Regions from separate parts of the Homo sapiens genome. Here regions 2 and 3 are each linked to region 1. A link is a loop called in an ENCODE intact Hi-C map of the cell type or tissue named here. Cell type or tissue: endothelial cell of umbilical vein. All regions are shown on one strand. Region 1 has its middle 440 kb from the start of LINC01809. Region 2 has its middle 330 kb from the start of LINC01809. Region 3 has its middle 340 kb from the start of LINC01809.

Evidence for each region. Peaks named below come from ENCODE experiments on the same cell type or tissue, not always from the same donor. Only the 100,000 strongest peaks of a DNase experiment are listed, where the experiment ranks them.
Region 2: a loop joins it to region 1, with 8 times the contacts of the local background. A loop is called at or near these places in 3 of 110 quality-filtered maps.
Region 3: it touches region 1 in a loop (16-fold over the local background); 3 of 110 quality-filtered maps call a loop at or near these places.

The regions. Positions count from the first base shown.
Region 1 is chr2:83,078,528-83,086,527 of GRCh38, reverse strand. No RefSeq gene overlaps it. Among named protein-coding and RNA genes, the nearest start is that of LINC01809, 440 kb to the left of the region's middle. In endothelial cell of umbilical vein, no CTCF peak of the experiment used is centred here; a DNase peak (open chromatin) is centred at 4,517; H3K27ac peaks cover 2,285 bases.
Region 2 is chr2:83,192,621-83,200,620 of GRCh38, reverse strand. No RefSeq gene overlaps it. Among named protein-coding and RNA genes, the nearest start is that of LINC01809, 330 kb to the left of the region's middle. In endothelial cell of umbilical vein, a CTCF peak has its summit at 4,191; a DNase peak (open chromatin) is centred at 4,210; H3K27ac peaks cover 391 bases.
Region 3 is chr2:83,182,306-83,190,305 of GRCh38, reverse strand. No RefSeq gene overlaps it. Among named protein-coding and RNA genes, the nearest start is that of LINC01809, 340 kb to the left of the region's middle. In endothelial cell of umbilical vein, no CTCF peak of the experiment used is centred here; a DNase peak (open chromatin) is centred at 4,035; H3K27ac peaks cover 2,337 bases.

The sequences.
Region 1 (8,000 bases):
ATTAAATTGGTCATAAATAATAAATGAGCCAAAATTTATGCTTTAAAGCTGATAAGATATGTGAGCCACTTCATTTGATGTGTATTTTGGATCCCCATTGTCTTTACTGACCTGATGATTTGACTCTAGGATGCTTCATAAAACTTCAGACAACCCTTAATTTTAAAAGAGATAGACAAATGCACTATTTTAAGTGGCTTTTGACATAATTCAATAATGTTAATGAAGACTAGGTTTAGGCTATGAAAACTTACTCACCTTATTATTGAAACTATCCTGAATGCACTAAAATAAAAAGTGTATACCTATAGGAGAAAGAGGTAGAAGGAAGGAAGGAATGGGAGGGGGGCGGGGAGGGACAGAGGGAGGGAGGGAGGGAGGGGAGGGGAGGGGAGGGGAGTTAGTTGAGCTTTTGACTAAGTCTAAGATGTAGAATTATGCTACTTAAGGTTTGCCGAAAGGATACTGTATGTTGGTTTAGAGGTAAGACTGAACTACTAATGAAAATACAACAAAAATATTTGCAAATATTTATTAAGCCTCTTAGGTATGGATTACATTATAGAAGTTACTTTATTCAGACTGAACAGGATGTTTGATTATGGCATTTGCATTGCTTTCCTGTTATTCTTCTAAGTATCTTGAAGGTAGTTTTTTCATTTTTGTTGATCCACTAATCATCATGCCTAAAGCTCTGTTTACCCATGTATTTGCCAATCTGCTGTATTCACAAACCAGATAAATGCAAACTACTATTTTCCCTTATCAAAAATTGCATCAATTATTAATATATGCTGATGTTTACAGACTATATAATGAAATGCCTTCCATAAAGGCATAATATATGTCACAGTCAATATATGTCACAGTCAAATTGGCACATACACTTCACAGGGAAGAACTTTTAACAATTATATCAGTCTAACCTAAAAGATAGTGTTTTTTGTTTTTCTTCCAAATTATGACCTCTCTGCTTTGATCTGGGAGAAAGGGCTATCATAGTAAAGGTAAATCTGTGCAAAAAGGAAATTGAGTTAGAATACCAATCAATACAATCCCAACACTAAGATTCCATGTTTCTACATCCATTTTGACTTGTCAAACACCAAAAGATAAAGCATGCTTCCCGTACCATAAATCTTTCCAATCGTAAGCTTTGAGTGGCTTTTAAAATTTCTTTCAAAGTTTTTCCCAATCTTTCTTAATTATTATTGGGGGAAATTAATTCTACGTTCTTTGTTTAACAATGTGCTTTACTTTTATCTCATGGCTGATTCAGAACAAGAGTTAGTAACATATTATATAAAATATTTGAAAGATAAGTGTCACAAATCTGCCAATCAGCCTTCAGTATAACCGTTAACTCTCTCCCTGTCCACTCACCCTACATCAAAGCCTGCCAAATAGAAAGCCAAGCACAGAGGTCCCAGCCATGCTTCTGATCCCTTTATTCTTAAATATGAAGAAGCAGCAAAGGTTGACAAGACATTTGAATGGAGTATAATGTGAAAAGCAAGACAAATCAGATGTACAAGTGACCTCAGAAGAAACAGATAATTTATAAAAGAAGATAGAATGTTCAAAAATCACATACCACTCAGAGAGACTTGTGAAATAAGTACAACCATAAAGAATACCAGGGTTACTTGACAAATGACACAAAAAAATTAAAAGTTTACTTCAAAATAAAAGCCATTTTTACAGTAGAAGAAATAGAAGTTAAAATAACACAACCACCCATTTAATAGGGTGAGAGAGAGAGAAAAATTTCTCCAGAATGTCAGCCTCATAAACTGACAAGATAGATGCTGTAACACCCAATGAACGAAAGTTCTAGAAAGAGAGAAAAGGGAAAAATAAAAGTGATATTTTCAAGGACATAATGGTTCTGGTAATTAAGGAATAGTTGATTTAAACTAACCATCCTGCTCAAAAATTTTCTAAAAATGAAACACAGAAAATATCTGAACATCAAGGACCTTATAAGATCATGACAAATGAATGGTTTAAGCAATGAGAAAGGCTTACATCCTCAAGAAGGGAACAGAGCTGTTTCTGCTCAGAAGCGTTTGCCAGTAGAATTCAGAGCAACACAGAAGACTCAGAGATTTGCATTAGAGAAACTCAGAAGTCAGGGAGAGAGGAGTCAGAATGTTTGGGCAACCAAAGATGGAGCCACCATTTGTGGAGAAGACTTCACATACATTTTGTTGGGACCCAAGAGCTACTATATTTACTTTGGGTCTGAGAAAAGTCACCAAAGGAAGAACTTCATACTTGGAAGTGGTACTCCAACAAGAAATAGAATTTATATTCAGTATCTAGTAAAGATGAAGACCAGGAATGCAATTTCTGCTCTGGACTGGGACTCCTAATGGCCACACACTGTAGCTAGAGAAATAGATATTGCTAAACTCAAGATCAGTTCAGTCACAGGCTCTGGACTGCTAGCATATTCAGGTGATCGACAAAGAAAAGAAAATCTTATTTTAAGGAATAAAGGTGATTTCAAAGAATATCACAGCCGGCGCGGTGGCTCATGCCTGTAATCCTAGCACTTTGGGAGGCCACGGCGAGTTGATCACGAGATCAGGAGCTCAAGACCAGCCTGGCCAAGATGGTGAAACCCTGTCTGTACTAAAAATACAAAAATTAGCCGGGTGCAGTGGCAAGCGCCGCCTGTAATCCCAGCTACTCAGGAGGCCGAGGCAGGAGAATCGCTTGAACCCAGGGAATGGAGGTTTCAGTGAGCCGAGATCATGCCATTGCACTCCAGCATGGATGACAGAGCGAGACTCTGTCTCAAAAAAAAAAAAAAAAATTCTCAAAATTATATCCAGCAAATAATCATGGAGACAAAATACATCGAAAGCGAAAATCAAAAAACATAATAAAACAGGTAAACAAAATAGACCAACCAGACCCAAAATAGACCACAAAATAGACAGTATGAAGAGAAGGCCTATCTTCCATTTGATTTAACTCCTAAATGGAAAACAGAGATAGTGGGGCAGAGTTAATGTCTAATGAACCATAGTGAAAATAATTTCCAGAAATGATTTAAAAAGCATCATTTTACTCTTAAAGAAGCCGAATAAAACTTAAAATAATAAAATAAATCTTCCTAGACACATATTAAACTTCAGAAAATAAAAGACCAGACAAAAATCTTGAAATAAAATATAGCCAGGAAAAAAGGCAGATTAACCGTAAAGGGATGGCATTTAGACAGACAGCTGTCTTCTCAGGAGCAATATTAGAAGCAAATGCAGTAAGAATCCTACCTTTAGGGTGATAAAAAGGGATACATGCCAGACAATAATTCTATATTTAGAAAAATTTTTAAGAATTCAGGTGAAGTAAAGCTATTTTCAGGCACACACATATGCACAAACAGAAAAAAACAAGCTGAAGAAATTTGTCACACAGACCCCACACTAACAGAAAATTTAATTATCAGGCAAAAGAACAATGTTAGTAGAGGAAATATTCAAGATTTTAATTCAAATAAACATTGTTTCAATTTCTGAATGAACGATGACTACCTAAATGAGCAATCATAAGAATATCTTACAGGTATTAAAATATTTAGTGCTAAAATATGTGACAGCAATAGCATATAATTTTGAAGGCTATATGTGGGGTTAAAATATTCTAAGAATCATATATTCTCTAAGAAGAAGGTAAAGGTAACAGCAAAAAATGAATTCATTAAATTACAAAGGTAGAGCATTCTTTTTATTAACGAGGATAGACTAAGCTTCATTTCAGTTGGATGGTGGAAAAGGACCTTGGTTGCTTACATGATAAATGATAATCTCTCTTTCATGTCATAGTACAGTGCTTGTTGACAGAATAGTCACTAACCTTTTATCTTGTAGCTCCACTGGCCTCTACATTTTTTAAGACTTCCGTATTTAGTTTCTGCATGAGGAAAATGCAAGCATCAAGTGTAAGGGCAAGCTAGAAGTTGTGATTGTTTTTGTTCATATTCCATTGGCCAGAAATTGATTTCATCGTCCTGTCTAACTGAAAGTGTCAGAAAGATGTAGCCATCCTATGCATCCAAGAATAAGAGATCAGGGTTGTTGGTGAGGCTGCCACATTTTGAATGGAAACGGCTCAATGAGAAGCAAGCTGGGTGAATTGTACTGACCCATTCAAGATAACAAAATCGTAGAATTCCAGAGAAGACAGATAGGAGGGAGGAAACATGATGGGCAGTGTGAGGATGTAGAGATCCTCATTTTATGTTAGAAACTTAAGATAAACTGTCAAAAGGGAAGTTTACATTTTTTTACAAAGGAATTCCAAGCGTAGTTGACAGAAGAACAAATGGTATTACTTATTTTAGTTCTAAGAAGTTCATAAAGGAAGGGGAAATAGAAGAGCTTAGAAATGTGGCAAAGCCTCATCCTGTCCTTTATGGCAGGGGTCAACAAACATCTTGTACAAGGTCAGAGAGTAGATATTTTTGACTTTGTGTGCCAGAAGGTCTCCTGCAGAAGCTATGCAGCACTCAACTCTGTTGCTAAGCGAGAAAACATCTCTAGATAATAAGCAGCAAAATGGAGCTGGCTGCTTTCCAAGAAAACCTTATTCACAAACATAAGTGTCTCTGATCCCTGCTTTATGACAAGAAGATAATAGATGGCTACAGCACATTACTCAGCAATAGGATCAACATTTAGAATTATGAAAATAACCCTCACCAGAACAATAATAAAAAAGATTAAAATAAATTGCTCCAGAAACCAGGACTGGGGGATTCCATTGTATTATTTGACACTTTCCAGTAATACATATGCATAATTTCAACCACAATAATGTCAGTATTCTCACTTTGGTATTTTTAAGTTTAGGAGAACAGGGTTGGAAAGACAGTGTGATGTGAGAATGAAAATTAGATTTATAAAAATATTAAAACAGAGTATTTTTGCCTTAGGAAACAATAACTAAAACACAGTAAAATTATACAGGGTCCCAAATGTTCAACCTTAAATAACCTAAGCCTTCATTTTAAGTGTGCAGAACAAAGAAATGACAACTTCTGCTCCATGTCTTAAAGCCAGGAAGGGGCTAGTCAGGCTAGTACAACAACCTTGTATTGTTAGAGCCATGTTCTTCCCACATTTCCATTCTTCCTCCGTGGTTATTGAATGCCCACCAAATATGAAGAAATGAGAGACCATCCTGGTATGTCTGTAAGGATTTAATGCTTTCTTTTTAAAACCAAGTTGATTGTCATGCTTTTAGGTTCATACTTTCCTCTGAACCTGTCCTTTGTCCTGCATAGATCTGTAACTTAATTTATGTGACACATAAAATTAACCTTTCTAATCTTTGGAGAATTTTTTTGCAGGTGTCAAGACAGTATCATAATTGGTTTCTTTCTATGCATTTATGTGTTAAAATGTCTTTACCCTTTACCAGACTCATGAAAAACTCTTACATTTATAGGAAATTAAGAATAAATCAATTTCATTTTGTGAAGTCACTACTTGAGCTTGAGATTGTGGGCCTTTACTTTTCTTAATTTGAAAAAAATTATTATGATTTTACCCTTTAGCACTAATATTTCACACTCTTTAGAGATTTCAGTGATGCTGTTAGCCATTAATGCAAGTCAGTCATACAATGTGCAAAGGACAATGTACATCAGTCATACATTTTTATGGAAAGCACCGTAAATAATAGCGGCCACTGCCACATGCCCCAGATCCTCACACCAGGGTAACCACACACAGCCACTAAATAAAAAGGTATAAATGGGAAAATACAGTTAGAGTAGGAGTAAGACATTGTACTGCACATCAAATGCATCATAAAAGGATGGAACCTGCATAGTAGTGCATAGTATGCAGTTGTTCTTGAAAAAGGTGAATTGAAACATGGAATATGTCATAACTTGACATCATGTCTTCTCACTTCAGCATATTGCATAGTCTGCTCCCTCTAACACAGAACAATCTTTTCCTCATTCTTTGTGTAGTCAACTCACAATTGTCATTTATGATTCAGTGCATGTATCATTCCACAGGGAAGAATTCCCTCACACACACTCCAGGTTATGTTGTGGTGTTTTCACAGCTCTTTAATATTTATTAATAGAAAATTCACTATTTAAATAACAGTTTGGTAATTATGAGCAAAAGTGTCCATTAAATTGTAAATAACAAGAGGGCTTTCAGGGACCATCTCTGTTCTGTCAACCTCTGTTTCTCCAGGACTTAGTGCAGAGCTGAATATACAATTGACACTCAACAAGCATTTGTCTTAAAGTATATGATTGAGACAATGATTATTTTTTCCACATATTTTAATAATGTTTACAAAAATGTGCCTCAGAACATTAGGGTCATTCATTCATCTCTGGAAATATAATCCATAGTAAACCTGAGTCTGTCATTACCTAATAGGTGTGGAAAAGTAGAAGGGAAGCACAAAGGCACTTAGCCTTTAGTGTATAGGTCCTAGATTCATTCATAAAATAAGAAAAATAATTTGATATTTCACTCTTGTCAAATGAGCAACACCTGAACCTCAATTTTGGTGATTACAATAGAAAGAATATATCTACATAGGTAATTCTACCCCATAATGCCTTTTCTATTTGCATGCAACATTTTTCAAATTGCAGAATTACAGTCTGTTTAGGAATAATTAAAATTGATTTCTGAAAACTTGTGTCAGATAGTTGCCTAAAAATATGTCTATAATAATAAATATTTGATATTCAGAATTTGTGAATAGAGATGAAAACTATAAAAAATAAGTTGTTCTCTGCAAAAAATCTTGGAACCATTTCAAAATATTAAAATTATTTAGAGAAATTAGTCCCGATTTTGGCAAAGGGAGTGAAAACTTTTCTCTGTATTTGTCACCTATGAAACTAACCTTTGTTAGTTCCCAAGTGATAAGTTTTATCCACAGTTGGTGTATGATGGGCAACTTTACCATTTTAAGATTTTATTGCTTAATTCAAAATTAACTTCATGATTCACTGAATAATTGTAATGCCTTTTTTTTCTTGAATGGATAACTGCAATCTTTTGTATGTATGTGTTAAGTATCTTGACAGGGGAGTGGGTTTGCAAGGAACTTTAACATAGACACACCCGTCCCCACAAAACACATACAAATAATAAAGCAATATACAAATATACATTATATTAAAAAAATGGAACTAGTGTTATGCTAAATTAAAATATCCCAGTTATCAGGAAATACCATTCTGGACATAGGCCCTGACAAAGATTTTATGGCAGACTCCAAAAGCAATTGCAACAAAAACAAATATTGACTAGTGGGACCTAATTAAACTAAAGAGCTTCTGCAAAGAAAAGAAGCTATCAACAGAGTAAACACACAGACTACAGAATGAGAGAAAATATTTGAAAACTATGCATCTGACAAAAGTCTTATATCCAGAATCTGTAAGAAACTTAAACGAATTAACGAATTAACAAGCAAAAACAAACAACCCTATTAAACAATGGGAAAAGGACATGAACAGACACTTCTCAAAAGAAGACATACAAGCAGCCAACAAATATATGAAAAAATGCTCAAGATCACTAATCAATATAAAAATACAAATCAAAACCACAAGGAGATTCCATGTCACACCAGTCAGAATGGCTATTACTAAAAACTCAAAAAATTACAGATGCTGGCAAGGCTACAGATAAAAGAGAATGCTTATACACTAATGGTGGGAACATAAATTAGGTTAGTCACTGTGGAAATCAGTCTGGAGATTTCTCATAAAACTTAAAATAGAATTACCATTCAACCCAGCAATCCCAGTATTTGATATATACCCAAAGGAAAAAAAATATTGTTCTACCAAAAAGACACATGCATGCGTATGCTAATTGTAGCACTATTCACAATAGCAAAAACGTAGGATCAACCCCGGTGCCCATCAACAGTGGATTGGATAAAGAAAATGTGATGCATATACTCCATGGGATACTACTCAGCCATAAAAAAGAACG
Region 2 (8,000 bases), 110 kb before region 1:
GCTAGCCAGGTTTGCTTCAATTAAAATTATGAAATCATTAAACTCAACCTGCCCCAACACACACATAATCATGGTAGTAGCAGAAGAAGATCTAGGAAGTATATGGTGTGAAATGGATCTATTCATTATAGGAACATATTAAGAAGAAAGGATAAGAAATAAAAAAAAAAGAATGCTGTATTTCAGGGAGTTGGAACTGACCTAAACCAGTTTGGCCATACAAAATTATAAGGGATTTTTTGGTAGACTTTTGGAGCCACTGAATACTTCAAGATAAATTGTAGTTAGTTAATCCACCACACTCTAATCCTTCTAAGGTAATAAAATCCAATATCAAACTACAATATATCCCTCACATTTATTAGAGAAATAATTACCTTGTAAAACTTCCCAGCACAATTATATAACATGCCCTCTAGATTAGATGACACACCAGCTTTCTGTCTTGTAAATATTCTGATGTGGCATTAAACATTTATTAAAATAAAACACAACACTATTATAGAGATAGGATTAAATATGCTAATACTATGGAAAAGGTAGGCAATCTAAAACTTCCAAATCTGACCAGACACAGGGCCATTTCACTACAGCACATCCAACTCAGTCTAGCAGAGTATCTCTAAACTATTCTTGCTCATCTACATGTCTTGAAAGACATTCATTTCACTAAAGAGGGATTATATACGTCACCCACAGTAGTTATAAACATGTGTCTACTTTCACCAATGAAAATCCATTTTTAATATTTATTATGACAATTAGCAAAGATCTGGTTTAGATAAGAATTAGGTCTATCTGAAGTTTGTGTATTCACCACCCCAGTAGTCACCATCCCAGCTGGCCACTGCTCACCACTTTCCATCTAATTCTATGCTTGGTAGATGGAACAATGAACAAAAGCCTTGAAATTTATTATGAAATGCAGAAGCATGCTGGGTATTTGCTTTTATTTTATGATAACCCTGGAGTGAAATAGTGAGTGTTGATTTTTAATCAGGTACAGTTAGGACAACAGATTGGGAGATGACTGCCTTTAAAAAGATAATTTGGTACTCACAGTTGACAAAAGGAAGGTGCATTCCAAGCCGTGCAGAGCCACATGCGGTGACCAAGGTGAGTCAAGAGACAAAAGTGCTGAGAAGAATGTATACTCTGTTGTTTTGGGGTGGAGAGTTCTGTAGATGTCTATTAGGTCCGCTTGGTGCAGAGCTGAGTTTAATTCCTGGACATCCTTGCTAACTTTCTGTCTCGTTGATCTGTCTAATGTTGACAGTGGGGTGTTAAAGTCTCCCATTATTATTGTGTAGGAGTCTAAGCTGGAAACCATCATTCTGAGCAAACTATCGCAAGGATAGAAAACCAAACACCGCATGTTCTCACTCATAGGTGGGAATTGAACAATGAGAACACTTGGACACAGGGTGGGGAACATCACACACCGGGCCCTGCCAGGGGGTGGGGGAACGGGGGAGGGATAGCATTAGGAGATGTACCTAATGTAAATGACGAGTTAATGGGTGCAGCACACCAACATGGCACATGTATACATAGGTAATAAACCTGCATGTTGTGCACATGTACCCTAGAACTTAAAGTAAAATAAAAAATAAAAATAAATAAATAAAAGAAAAAAGAGAGAGAAAAGAGAGAGAAAAGAGAGAGAAAAGTGAGAAAAAAATATGGAATGTGGGCAGGAGCCTTTATTGTGATTTCTGTCTCAGTAGGTTCAAGATCTGATAATTTTAATAATTTCAGTATGTTTTGGAGCACCAGGGTTGTCCCTAGTTGTCTGGTACTGGCCCTTGGGTGATTAGGGCAGGGGAATAGTGACCCTGAGGGTGTAAGCCTGATTAAAGGAAGTGGTGGGAATGTGGGCTAGTTGGTTAGTTTGTATATGAAAGTCACCCTTGCAGGCCAGTGAGTCCTTTACTGTCTCTAGGAATTGGCTAGGCCTTGTTGGACAGTGTCTCTAGGATCAGCAAGGCCTCAGATGTCAAAGCGTCAGAAATATAAAAAATAGGAAGTCATCATTTATGCGTTGTAATGTTGGATTAAATGCTTCTGAATTCTCTAACAAGAGAAACTGACCATACACTATTTAGCTTAAACTAACCAACCAATACATACTGTAACATTGACAAGGCTGAAGTGTTTTTGAAGTAAAAGACATGGTGTATAGTAGCAGCTTCATTAACTTCACATTTTAATCTGGGTCCTCTTCATCATTTTTTTACTTTACTCAAAATACACACACACACCAGTCCAAATATTTTAACATATATAATTTTATATGTGTGGGTGTACACATCCATAATGAAATGATGTACAATTAGCAGTCTTGTAATATTTACTTAAGGAATAAATGAACATTTCTTATTTTAAATGTCAGAAGAGAGACCAATAAACAATAATGTATCAAATAGTATCACAATTATCTGAATACTCTGCTTTGTTTCAGAATGGCATATTGGAAAAATACACATTATTGGCATTTAGTTTATTGGAATATCTAATCTTACATTTTAGCTCAGTTTTTTTTTTCTGAATAAACTTGTTCTCTAAAAGTCTCAACATTTTCCCATTAGCATTTAGAAAATTCTAGATTTGTAATCGTGTGTGCAGTAGATTCAGTGAAGCCTAGAATTGGTCTTATTTGAAAAGCACATTACACTGGGCTTTGAGTACTGTTAAAATGGAGGGGTAGAAGTATATCTGAAGCAATTACCAGAAATCTAAGGTAAAAGTTAGAACAAAGTCATCGAGAATTCCAGAGAATTATATGGAAAGTATTATGCAGAAATTAAATACCAAGAAAGAATAGTCAGTCTAATTCAGGTCAGTGCTCATGGTATTAAAAGAGAGATTGAGAAAGAGTCAAGAAGACTTTTTAGTGCATTGAGCTCTGTCTCAGTCAGTTTTTAAATGAGTTTTACTGAGGGTTTGGAACCTAAGACTAAGCAAACACTATCCCAAGTGACTGCTGCTCACCACAGTCCAACCAATTCTATGCCTGACAGATGGGGAGGGGGCACATGGAAAGCCTCATTCTCAAATTCAGAAAAAAATATTCATTACCAAATCCAGAAGCATGCTGAGTAATTGCTTTTATTTGATGCTCAATACAATAAAAATAAATTTGCTTGTTTAAATTAATGAAAATTGAAAAAGAAAACCCAGATAGAGTACTTTGTCCTAAGAAAAAGGTATTTGACATTTTGCTCAGCAACACAGGTTTAATTATGTTAGCTAACATAAGAGGTGAAATTGGGGACTAAGGTCTTATGTTGAATTAATATTGATTGACTCAAGAACATGTCCTTAAATTGAAGAAAAGAAATAACTTGACCTTTGAAGCCATTAAAGTTATAAAGCTTCCTTTAAAAATATAATTTTCTCTTGGAGAAGTTTGATTGATCACTTTAAAGGAGGCTGTCAGCAAATGTTATAATTTTCCAATAATTTGGACAGGGCTCATCTAAAAATGGAGATTGCTGTTCAGACAAAAGTGGAGGAAACATTATTTGCAACTGCAGGTAGGGGAAAGGAGTAATTTCCAATTTATATGCAAAACAACAAATATGTATAATCCATTCCTCTGGCTCAGTTAGTTAAAAAATAAGAGAGTGAGAGAAACTCACTTAGCAACACTATTTTCTAAGCATAATATTCATGTTTCCAAATGGAGCCAACTAATCGGCCACATCAGCAGTTTGCCAGCCTAGCAAGTCACACATGAGCTGTGCATGGCCCTGACTACAAAGCATACAAACCAAAGCTTATGGAAGACAATAAACATGGGATTTTGGAATATATTCCTGAATATCTCCTTGGAGACTTACTAGACCTAGGGCTAAACCTGTTAGTGGATTCACAATAAAGGAGAATGTCAATTTATAGTTGCACTTTCTCTTGTATTTCTAGAAGAATAATAAGTATTATTTTCTTAACTATTAATTCTCATTAAAGTTTTCTGTGTCTTAATTCTTGTTCAAGTTCATTTTCTGCCTCTCTCTCACACACACACACACACACTAAACATTAAGTTTATACTTAAACTTAATATATAAATTAAATAATTGGAGGAAATCTGGAGCTCTACTATGCATACAGTTGAAAAACGGTAGTACAATGTGTCAACATTTAATCACATGCAAACATCCTGCAGTTTGAATTATTGCAGAAAGAGGGCAGTCTTACATTTTAATGCAAAATCAAGATGTGCATTTAGCTATACTGTGGTCAACTGTAAAAAGAAAGGAAAACTGCAGTCAGAAAAATAAAAGTTCTGGCTAAATAGGATCCAGGACTAGCCCTATTGGTATAATAAATCTGAATTTTCTGTTTAAGTACAGGTGGCTTTTAGTCTTCAGAGCTAAAGCAAAATCAATATGTGTTTCATTCTGCCTACTCTCCTACCTCCACTATATGACCTTATTTTCTATTTCACAAAGAAATAGAAAACATCAAAGTTAGTTTTCCATTACCACACCTAAATCTGTGACTATATCCTTACACTGTCTTCAACGCTCAGAGCAGGTTTGTTACTGTTCTTCAAGGATTATCCCTCCCACTTTGTTCTTCATTTTATTCCCTACCCTCCTCTCCTTTCTCCACAATCCTCACACATCCTTTCAACCAAGACTGGTGTTATCTACCTATCATGCTTCTGTGTTTTCCATATTGTCATTTCTTTCTGTCTCTACTTGGTACTTATACACTTTAAATCCATTAACACTTAATACAAAAAAGAAAAAAGAATCCTTGCACCCCTAAAATAACATCTATTTTTCTCATTACCGATCCACTCAAACACATTATTTTTGGAGGAATACTCATGTGACAAAATTGTGTTATTTTGGTGGGCTCACTGAAGAATAATGCATCATGTCAAGCTCACACCCTGGCCACAGATATAGACATGAGACAAATAACTACAGTATGTAGAAGAGTCATAAAGGGAAAATTGCTGAGATGATGGAGGCACTTAACAGAAGACTTACTATATCTTTCAAAACCAAGCTCTACCTCCTCATCTCACAACCCATTTGCTTTCAAGCTACTAACTCCCGTCTACATACAGGACTCCACTAAATCTTCACTTGCCTCCAGTAAGCATGACCTTATAATTGATACATACAATGATCTTTTGACCTGCTCATAAAACTTCTTGAAATTCTCTCCTCTGCTAACTTGCATCACATCCCTTTAATCAGCCTTTCTGATGTGAGAGTGATGTGGCTATTACACATGATAGCCTAGGTAACAAGTTGCTTCGTGACGTTTATCTATATCTAATGTTCCCTAGATCTTTAAACCTCAGTATATTCTATGATATTTTATGTGAAACATGTTATCTTTCCATTCAAGCTTATTTTTCCTTCTACATTTTTATTTCTTGTGTGTCACTAACATTTATATTGTTGCCCAACCTAGAACCCATGAATTTTTCCAGACATCTTCCTTCACTGCAACCTGCAACTTTCGTCAGGTACTAAGTCTAGCAAGCTCTATCTCCATGAAATTTATCATGATGTCAGCTCGTCCATTTCTAATGGAGCATTCAATGATATTTGAAATATCTTTGAAGTTTATTATGCAACATAAGGATATGTAAATATGTATAAATATGTGGAAGTATGCATAAATTCATTAAAACTATAAATTATAAAATATATAAAAGTTTTTATATATTTTACATATATATGTGTGTTTCTGAGTGCAAGCGTGTGTCTCCATTAATACAGCCAATGTGGTACAGAAATACGTACACAAATAATTTCAATTGGACTTATTTTTTTATGCCAAAATGTAAACCAAAATGGAGTGGGGAATTCTGTATGTCAGGCGTTTTATGTGCTTTGACACACACCAAAATGTAGAAAGATACATATGTTTAAATATTCCTTCTCAGTGAAGGCTTGCCCATCCACTTCATTTATAACTTCAAAACATTCCATTTCTTAACTGAAGCCTGGTGGGTCTCTCCACTTTTATTTTCATCACAGTACTCATCAGTAACCAACACATTATAAATTGTTCTTATTACTTTTTATGTATGTCTATTCTATCATAGAAATATAATTTTCTATTATAGAAATTTTAAAAATATTTGTACATGCAACAACTAAAACAGTATATAGAAGGTATATAACAAATATAAGTTGAACATATCCTTTTACACTGATGGATGATAATGCCTTTAATAAAATACTATTTATGAAATGCTTAATATGTGCCAGGTATGCCATAACCTTATTCAATTTTTACAAAAATATTTAAAGTGATATTATCCACATTTTCAACATATGAGATATTGATATTTTGTAGGTTGTTTGTATTTCTTTCTTTTTTGAAGCTTATTTTTTAGAGATGAGTTCTTGCTATGTTACCCAAGTTTAACTCAAACTCCGGGGCTCAAGAGATCCTCCCACCTCAGCTTCTGAGGCACTGAGACTACAGGCATGAGCTACTGTGCCCCATTAAGATTTAGTGAGTTTGAATTATTTGCCTAAGATCCCATTATAGGGAAATATGGATTTATACTCATCTACGTAATGTGAAAATTCATGTTTTTAGCTACTAAATAATTTCAGCTTCAAGTAGTAAGGACCACATGAGTGTTTTCATCCTTGTTAGAGTTGCATATGCCACTAAACCTGCTGATATCTACATTAGAGGATTCCTGCTAGAAGTAAGTAGATTACTGAGCCATATAAGTGAAAAAAAATTAAATCTAAAAATGAATAAGACAATCCAGAACATATAAGTATAATTTTAACTAATTTATTTGTCATAATACATTAATCATGACAGTTGACACTTTAGGCTAATAAAAATTTTCATTCATATTTCTATAGTTTATAGCACCTGATTTAACAAAAGAAAAACAATTGTGAAATTCTCTTTTTCACTTACTTTATTTTGATTAGTCCAGGAACTGTCGTAGGATTATATTTCTTTTATTTCTGAGACAATTAGAGAATAATCATTTGTATTCTTTCCATTAAAGGCACTTATTTTATTTGACCCTTTTCTTACACTTTATAGTTTTGCTTTATATTTGGAAGAAGTCTGTTTAAATCACAGAACATAAAGATTTAAAACAAAACAAGAAAGGAAGAATGAGGAATCTCACTATTGCAAAGACATTGCAGGGCATATCTGTATAGCCATTATTCTTAATGTTTGGTACCAGTTCGGTATTTTTTTAGTTGAAATAGTTTTTTGAAATATTTTCTTTGTAACTAAACTAGATGTTCGAATCAATTAATTATGAAATGGTAATAAATTTCTAGTTATTTAGGATGAGGAGCTATGGACATTTCTAGACTAATATATCACTATTATTTCTAGCCATAGTATAGTGGAGCATTAAATACAATTGTAGGTCATTTTGGGCATATCACATCTTTAAATCAAATTGTGGAGTCATTATTGACTAGCTAAGTGATAATAATTAAATGAGTTAACTTGTATTAGTAATTTTTTCTTTTTGAAAATAAAATTGTTTAATGCATAATTATATTGGGATTTGAGTAGAAAGAACCCAGTACAACAGCCAAAAATTTTAGTGATTAATATTATCATCATCATCATCACTATAGCAATGTTTTATCCCACAAACTAATGTGTTTTGGAAATATGTCTGGACTTAGGCATTATACTAACTTAATTTAGCCCTGTACTTTGTCTCCAATGTGATGTGTATTCTGCTAATTGGTATAAAGAAAATTTCAGCTGGGTATGGTTGCTCAGGCCTGTAATCCCAGCACTTTGTGAGGCTGAGGTGGGAGGATCACTTGAGCCCAGGAGTTTGAGACCATCTTGAGCAACGTAGTGAGTCCCTATCTCCAGAAAAAATTTGAAAAATAGCCAGGCACAACAACACATGCCTGTAGTCCCAGCTACTTTGGAAGGCTGAGGCTAGGAGGTCAATGCTTTGGTGAGCCATTATTGTACCACTGCACTCCAGCCTGGGTGACAGAGTGAGACCCTCT
Region 3 (8,000 bases), 100 kb before region 1:
GGCTGAGGTTTAACATGCTAAATGGAAAGAATACCAGTTACCTTTGTATAATAATAGCTTGTTCTGAATATCTACTTTACAGTTTATATAGAAACTTCACATATAATATTCTTATGTGACTAACGTACAAGCAGTAATGGCCATTTCTTCCTTACTACCACAGTAAGTACAAAAAAAAAAAAACCTCTACCTTTCTATAAATATTGATGCCCATATCTTTCAAATACTATATGGTGTAAGCAACTGAGGACACTTAAATGGTCATATAATCCAGATGACTTTATTTTACTGGAAATTAAATCTTAAATTATAGGGAAAACACCTTATAATGGTGGACTCTTAGAGGAGAACAGAATTTCATAATACAGGAATAAGGTGTGATTCCAACAACCCAACAGCTTTAAGAACACCTAAAATCATACAATTTTATACAATTATAGATATATGACTGTTTTCTATAGTTATATTATGGAAGTAAAATATATTAATTCTACTCCAGAGCTAAACTAGGCAAACATCTATAAATACAATATAAAAGCTGAATAAAAGGAGAGGTTTTTCCTCCTCCACCAGAGAGACTCGAAGTGAAATTCGAGGTGGTCCTCTCTTACAGAGAGCCACAGGAACCACTAAAACAAATTGCCGAGTAGACCTACTTGAAAATAACTACGGTTGGGAGCATGATCTTTATTTCACCAACTGTTCTCATCAGTGGATACCCCAGAGCTAAGGGTTCAAAACTGCATGTTGCCTATTAAGAGAAGTTACTTCCAAATTTCCTGTGGAAAAACAAAATTGAGTGCCTTTATGTAATCATGATTTGCTAGGGGTATTTCATATTTTTATGCATTCATTTGTAACGAGTTGCAGTATGTACGAAGTAAGATGAAATTACTGAAAGTGTTATAACATGCTGACATATACCAGGTGATTGCACAGCAATCATCTTACTATAACACAAAACAATCCATTATAAAGAGGAAAAACTGTAAAATGAGGCTACATCTGGAATATTTCAGTAATCCTAAGCATAAAGTTTGGAAGAATAATGAGCAACAAGGATTTAAATTAGAAAGCTGTTTGATAATCACCTGTTGGGATACTGGTAGGCACATGTGGTGTAAAATAATGAATAGCTATGATTTATTTTAGTTATTAACTTGTGACACTAACAAAAATATGGTTAATAAATATATGCTAGGTAGAGACAATCTCCGTAGACATACTCCATTATTCCTCAACCCTAGATGAAGACACGGGCACCTACCATGATATGTACCTGTTTAACTCTTCTAGATTTAGTCATTTCTTTGTGGATTCATTCATTCTTTGGATTTCTCATATAAGCCCATTTCAGAATGTCTCAAGACTTCTCCAATCTCCACTTCTCTCTCTCTTCTTTTTTCTCTGTCTGTATATATAAAGATTATATAATTTATAATGATAAATTATAGACATATATTTGATATTGTAAATATATTTAATTATAAAATATGGATACATTTTTCTAAACATGACATGAAAAATGATGTGTGAAGTATCATGTCTTGATTTTCTCTGCTACATTCTTTTAGAGTAGGAAACATTCTGCCTTTTTTTAAAAGTGGTTTGGCTCGTGAAGTAGAAAGGTGTAGAAGCAGGTAACACTCAAGGCTCAACTAACAATTTCAGATCTTTAGGCCTCCTGGCTAACCACTGATTCATCCAGCTCTATCATGCTCACTTCTTGGTCTTTTCACTGCCCTTTACAATAATGACTTTGCATGTTCGGGACTGATTTATCAACTCTACTCTGTCTTCCTGAGCTCCTGATGTTACTTTCCATTTTCTGCTATGTTCCAAGTCAATTCAATCAGCTTCTCTTTGATGCTGACCTAACTGCTGAGAAGTAGGTTTTCCCTCACCTCTCGTATCATGGCCTGATAATTAATTCCTTCTTGATAACTTATTAGAACTGGAAAACTGTATACTAAAAATGAATACATATATTTATATGCTATGCTTTTATTACACACACAAATGCATGCACACACACATACTTTTTTAAGGGTGAAGAAGAAATTCATTACAATAAACTATATTAATTGTTTCTAAGTAACTGACTACTATTCAATATGGCAGAAAGTAAGTTGGGGCCCAGATAAAAGCAATAAATTCAGAATTTTCCAGTAATAAAGGAATATGCAGAAGCTAGAGGTTTTGCAGTTATGCAAGATCAATTCTATATTATATTAAGTCTCGGTCTTTTTATGTTTTCTCTTGCCTGCTATATCTGCCCCAAGTCCTTTAAATGTTTAAGAATGGTCCTAAAAGTTGATTGTCCTTCTGAGGTGACAGAAAGTGGGTTCAATCACTACATTTAATTGTTTACATAAGACTGTATTTGTGGGGCCACATCAGGTTCTTCACTGAGCATTATAGCTTCTCTTGGCAAGAGGCAGGATGAAGCTGCTAGATTTCAGTTATAGACTAAAAACACAAACATAATAACGCTATGGATGATGGGTAATGTTATGGGTAAAGAGGTTCACAAGTCATTCTGATATGCTCAAACAATTAGTTTCAGGAAAATTAATGCCCAGGTAAAGAAACATACATTATTGTTGTTATTTTGTTTTGCTATGTTTCTGACTGGCATTCTGTTTACTATTTGTCACCAGCAAGTACAGCAAGGTCCTATTCCAGGAGCACAAGAAGTTAGTTCTAGAGGTCAATGAAAAGAAATCAGGAGTTCCTGTGCATGATTTGAGAAACAGAGCCTTGCATATAAAGTGAAACGCCTTACGAAGGTGTTACTGGGAGTTTCAAAGGGCAAAACTGGGGGAATGCTGAAAACCAGGGCTAAAAGCTGTGGTTCTGAGAGAGCTCTGAAACTGAGCCATTTGAGAACCCAGGCACAGGATGTAAACCAAAAGCAGCATGAAAGACAGTAGTCAGAGCTGATGGGTGTGTTGGGCCAAACAGCATCTTTCATGCCTGGATGTGATGTGGCTTTAATACACAACACATACATTTTTACTGAATCCATAAGTGTCTTAAAAGTGTATCCCACATTTCGACTTGTCAAATTAACAGTTCATCCTTTAATGACCACCATGAATTGGACTTGCTTCCTGGAAACATTGACAATTATTGCATCCTGTAAGTGTATCTACTGCTAATGTATCCAGATATGCATCAAATAGTCTACTTCTTAATTGTGCACTTTTGCTGCATATGTATCATTTAATTTTATTTTCATACTCTTCTCAAGGTCAGAGACCGTGTTTCTAGCTTAAATATTCTCAGTAAATAGTACAAGGATTTAGTTGACTTAAACAATTTAACATTTGTAAATGAATAGGTGGCACAGATGACAAATTTTAGAAGAAAGCCAAGAATATATATTTTGCAATATTGAAATTTTTCGTTTAGCTGATAGTAACATACACCTGATTATCAACATAAACTGTGGAAAATATTTTTATATAAAACTTTGAATGAGTAGAATTTAGAAAGTTTTTTTTCATATATTTCAACACCCATTCTCAATTTAAGAAATTTATTGTCATTGCCCTATCTTCAGGGAAAATATTAGGGCAGCGAGTCAATGACTGCTTGCTTTCTGGGCCATCAGTAATTCCTGAGAAATTTTCTGAATGTTTGGAATAGCAGAGGATGGACAGCGGATTCATTGCTGGGAAATATAATCTCCGTAATGGCCTTTGTCACATTTTGCAGCATATAAAACATTCCTGGGAGACAAATGTGACTCACTTAGTTTGCAGCTAGCTCTTTAGGGTCCATCCGTCTTCCCAGATGTGTCAGTAAAGACACTAAAGGCATGGTGGAGTGTGTTCTTCGGGGAGGTTTCATTTACTCTTTAATGCAACAACCGTTTATAAAATACCGCTGGAGAAAACAGTCATTTAAAAGAAACTCATCAGTGGCAATATCATCTTATTCTGAAAGCTGGTACAAATGAAGTAAGGCAAAGCTGATTTTCACTTCCTCAGGATGTCCTCTACTGATTTTCCCCTTGCAGCACAGAACAATCACAAGGCTCAGGAAGGAAGCTGATGCTATATTTGCTGTTCATGATGTGATGATGGGCTCACACTAGAAGGCTTCCTCCACAGGTTACCAAACTTTGACCTTCAGCAAGCTAGGCAGAAAATGAAGCTCTTCGTACCCACATTTGTCTATGTTTTACACTATAATTATCTTGCTAGAAACACGAAATGATGAGACCGTATCTGGCTAGAGAGTCCTCTTTTGTGAGTGTGTTTGTATGTGTATGTTTAATGAAATCTCACTGGTCTAAGTCAGAAAAAAAACTCCTCCTTTATAAAAATCTTTTTAATGAAATAAAGAGAAGAACTCATCAGATAATAGGTGCCTATTTCCATTAAACAGAGCTAGTTTTTTAACATGAAACAGATAGAGAGATTATCTCTGTCCTCTCCAATTAAATTCCTTCTTTAAAAATGGCATATTTTGCTAACAGCTTTAAGATACTAATATATAAAATTATATATACATATAGATATGTGAGGTTTACAACTTGATGTTCTTATACAAGTATACATTGTGAAATGCTTACCACAATCAAGCTAACTAACATATCTATCTTCACATAGGTATCATTGTGTGTTTGCGTGCATGTGGTGAAAAGATTAAATGTAAGATCTATCCTCTTGGCAAATTCCAAGTATGTAATACAGTATTTTTAACTTTCGTCCCCATGCTGTATATTAGATCTCCAGAAGTTATTTGTCTTGCATAACTGAAACTTTGTACCCTTTGACCAATATCTTTCCATTTTCCCCACCTCCCACCCCTGGCTGCCAACATTCTGCTGCTGTACTGTGTTTGACTTTTATAGATTTCACATATAAGTGAGATCATGCCATATTTCTTTCTTTGCTTATTTCTTCCAGCTCCATCTTCCAGCTCCATCTATGTTGTCGCAAATGGAAAGATTTTCCTTTTTTTAAGCAGTATATCTATCTATATAAATATATAAATCTATATATATAGATACATGTATATACAAATATATAGATATAGCTATAGATACACGTATATATGTGTGCATATATGTACATATATGTATATGTGTGTATATTTTACATATATTTATATATACACATATATATGTGTATGTATATATAAACAGATTTTCTTTCTTCATTCATCCATCAGAGGACTGTTAGGTTGATTCCATAACTTGACTATAGTGAATAATGCTGCAATTAACGTGAGGGATGAGGGTGCAGGTATTTCTTCCTGATCCTGATTTTCATTACTTTTGATGTACACTGAGTTGTGTGTGTGTGTTTGTGTGTGTGTTGTAGAAGTAGTAGTGTGTGTGTGCTGTACTACTAGCAGCACTATTTTTAATTTTTTAAAAAAGTCTCCATATTCTTTTCCACAATGGCTATACAAATTTACATTCCCACCTTTTCATATATCTTTTGGCCATTTTAATTTCTTCTGTTTAGAAGTATTTATTTATGTCCTTTCCTCATTTTTTATTTGGTTATTTAATATACAGTTGTATGAATTCCTTATATGTTATGAATATTAACTCCTTGTTAGATATGTGGTTTGAACATTTTTTAATGTTTCTGTATGTTGCCCTTTCATTCTGCTGATTGTTTCTTGTGCTCTACAAAAATTTTTTAGTTTGATATAGTCCTACTTGTTTATTTTTGCCTTTATTGCCTGTGTTTTGGTGTCATGTCCAAAAAATCATTGCCAAGACCAATGCCAAGGAGTTTTTCTGCTCTGCTTTTTTTTTTCTAGGAGATTTTACATTTTCAGGTTTATATTTAAATCTTCAGTCTACTTTGAATTGTTTTTTGTGTAAGTAAAGTAAGGTTATACTTTCATTCTTTTGCTTATGAATATGAAGTTTTTCTAACGCATTTATTGAAGGGTTTATTTGTTTCCTATTTTGTAATCTTGGTGCCCTTGTCAAAGATTAGTTGATTTTTATTCACATGGGCTTATTTCTGGGCTCTCTATTCTGTTCCATTGGTCTATATGTGTGTTTTTATGCTAGTACCATAGTGTTTTGATTACTATACCTTTGTAAAATAATTTGAAGTTAGGAAGTTTGATGTCTCCATCTTTGTTCTTATCGATCAAGATTGTTCTGATTATTTGAGGATTTTTGTAGTTTCATATTTAGTTTCTAATTGCTGTTTCTATTTCTGTAACAAAATGCCATTGGACTTTTGGCAGAGATCACATTGAATCTGTAGATTGTTTTGAGTAGTATGGACATTTTAATAATATTATTTATTTATTTAATTTTTTTATTATACTTTAAGTTGTAGGGTACATGTGCACAACGTGCAGGTTAGTTACATATGTATACATGTGCCATGTTGGTGTGCTGCACCCATTAACTCGTCATTTAACATTAGGTATATCTCCTAATGCTATCCCTCCCCCCTCCCCCCTCATGGATATGAGATGTCTTTTAATATTTCTTTCATTAATGTTGTATCATTTTAGTGCACAAGCGTGTTATCTTTCTGGTTGAGTATTTTTGTTGTTTTTGTTGCTCCAATTAAATTTTACAAAAAGCTCAAATGTTCTCTGGGAGATGTCAAAAAGGAATTAGATATTTTATATTGTTGTGCGTTATGGTCTCCTTCCAATGGGAAAATGGAAATTTCTGGGAAAATATATTTTGCAATACTCTCTTCCCTCTCCCTATCTTTATTTCGCTGGTTGTGGGCCGCACATTTTAGTACCATCTGTGTAGCATGCCCTTCCTCATAGTCTGACTGCTTGTTCCCACTTTATTCCCTTGGACTTTTCTTTTACATTGTCCTTGATCTAATATTGCTATAATAGAATAAATAATAAAATAACTCTAAGTCAAGTAACAGTAGCCAGTAATGGCTTAGAATACTGTAGATTATCTTCTAGAGTTTTGGCAGAGCCAGCAAATCTGCGTATGATCTCCCCAAAAAGGTAATTAAGTAGAAAGTTCTTAGAAAACCAGGTAGATTTAAGAAAAGATATTATTTTAGCATTGCTTTTTAAAATTCACTTAGCAGCATATGTCTATTTTTTTTTTTTTTTTTTTTTTGACAGGGTCTTACTCTGCCACCCAGGCTGGAGTGCTATGGTGTGATCATGTCTCACTGCAACCTCAACCTCTCAAGGAATTTTCCCACCCCAGCCTCCCTAGTAGCTGGGACTATAGGCATGCACCACAACACTTATCTAATTTTTTTTTTATTTTTATGGATACAACGCCTTGTTATGTTGCCCAGGCTGGCCTCAAACTCTCAAGTTCAAGCAATCCTCCCACTTCCGCCTCCTAAAGTACTGGGATTACAGGCGTGAGCCACGTGCCCAGTCTCTTTTTTATTCCATTGTTTTTGTCCACTTTAGATACAGCTTGTCTCTGCTTCTGATGCTGCCCATGAGTTTCAAATCAACATAGTTCTTTTCTCATGTGTAACATAGCTGCTGCTTGTACTTAAAAAAATTAAAAGGCCTACTGCATTTGCTAGATACCAAACTGCTGTGGAAGGGGAGTTCAAAACATGAAAATCATACAAACTGAATCTTGCAGTAATTTTATTTGTAGTCATCAGATTAGAACTATTGGCTGCTGTGCCAGCTAATCAAGAGAGACCCAGTCACTTCTTTAAATCATGCTTCAACATTTCAGAAGAGAGAGAGAACAGATTCTTTGTTTAACAAAGTTGTGTAGCATTTTTCCTCCAGAAATACAATTTTCTGCTGAGAATAAAATACCTTCTTATCAGACTATAGTAACTAGCCTTGACCTCCCCCTTACCTATTTTATTGGACTATACCATAAAGTTTTAAAAAATTAATATATCCTTTTGCATTAAAGAAGTAGCATAGAATAGGAAAAAAAAATTTTCAGTTGTAGCAATATAGGAATGTCTTAAGGCTGAGCACAATGGCTTGTGCATATAGTCTAAACACTTTGGGAGGCCAAAGTGGAAGTATCACTTGCGGTCAGG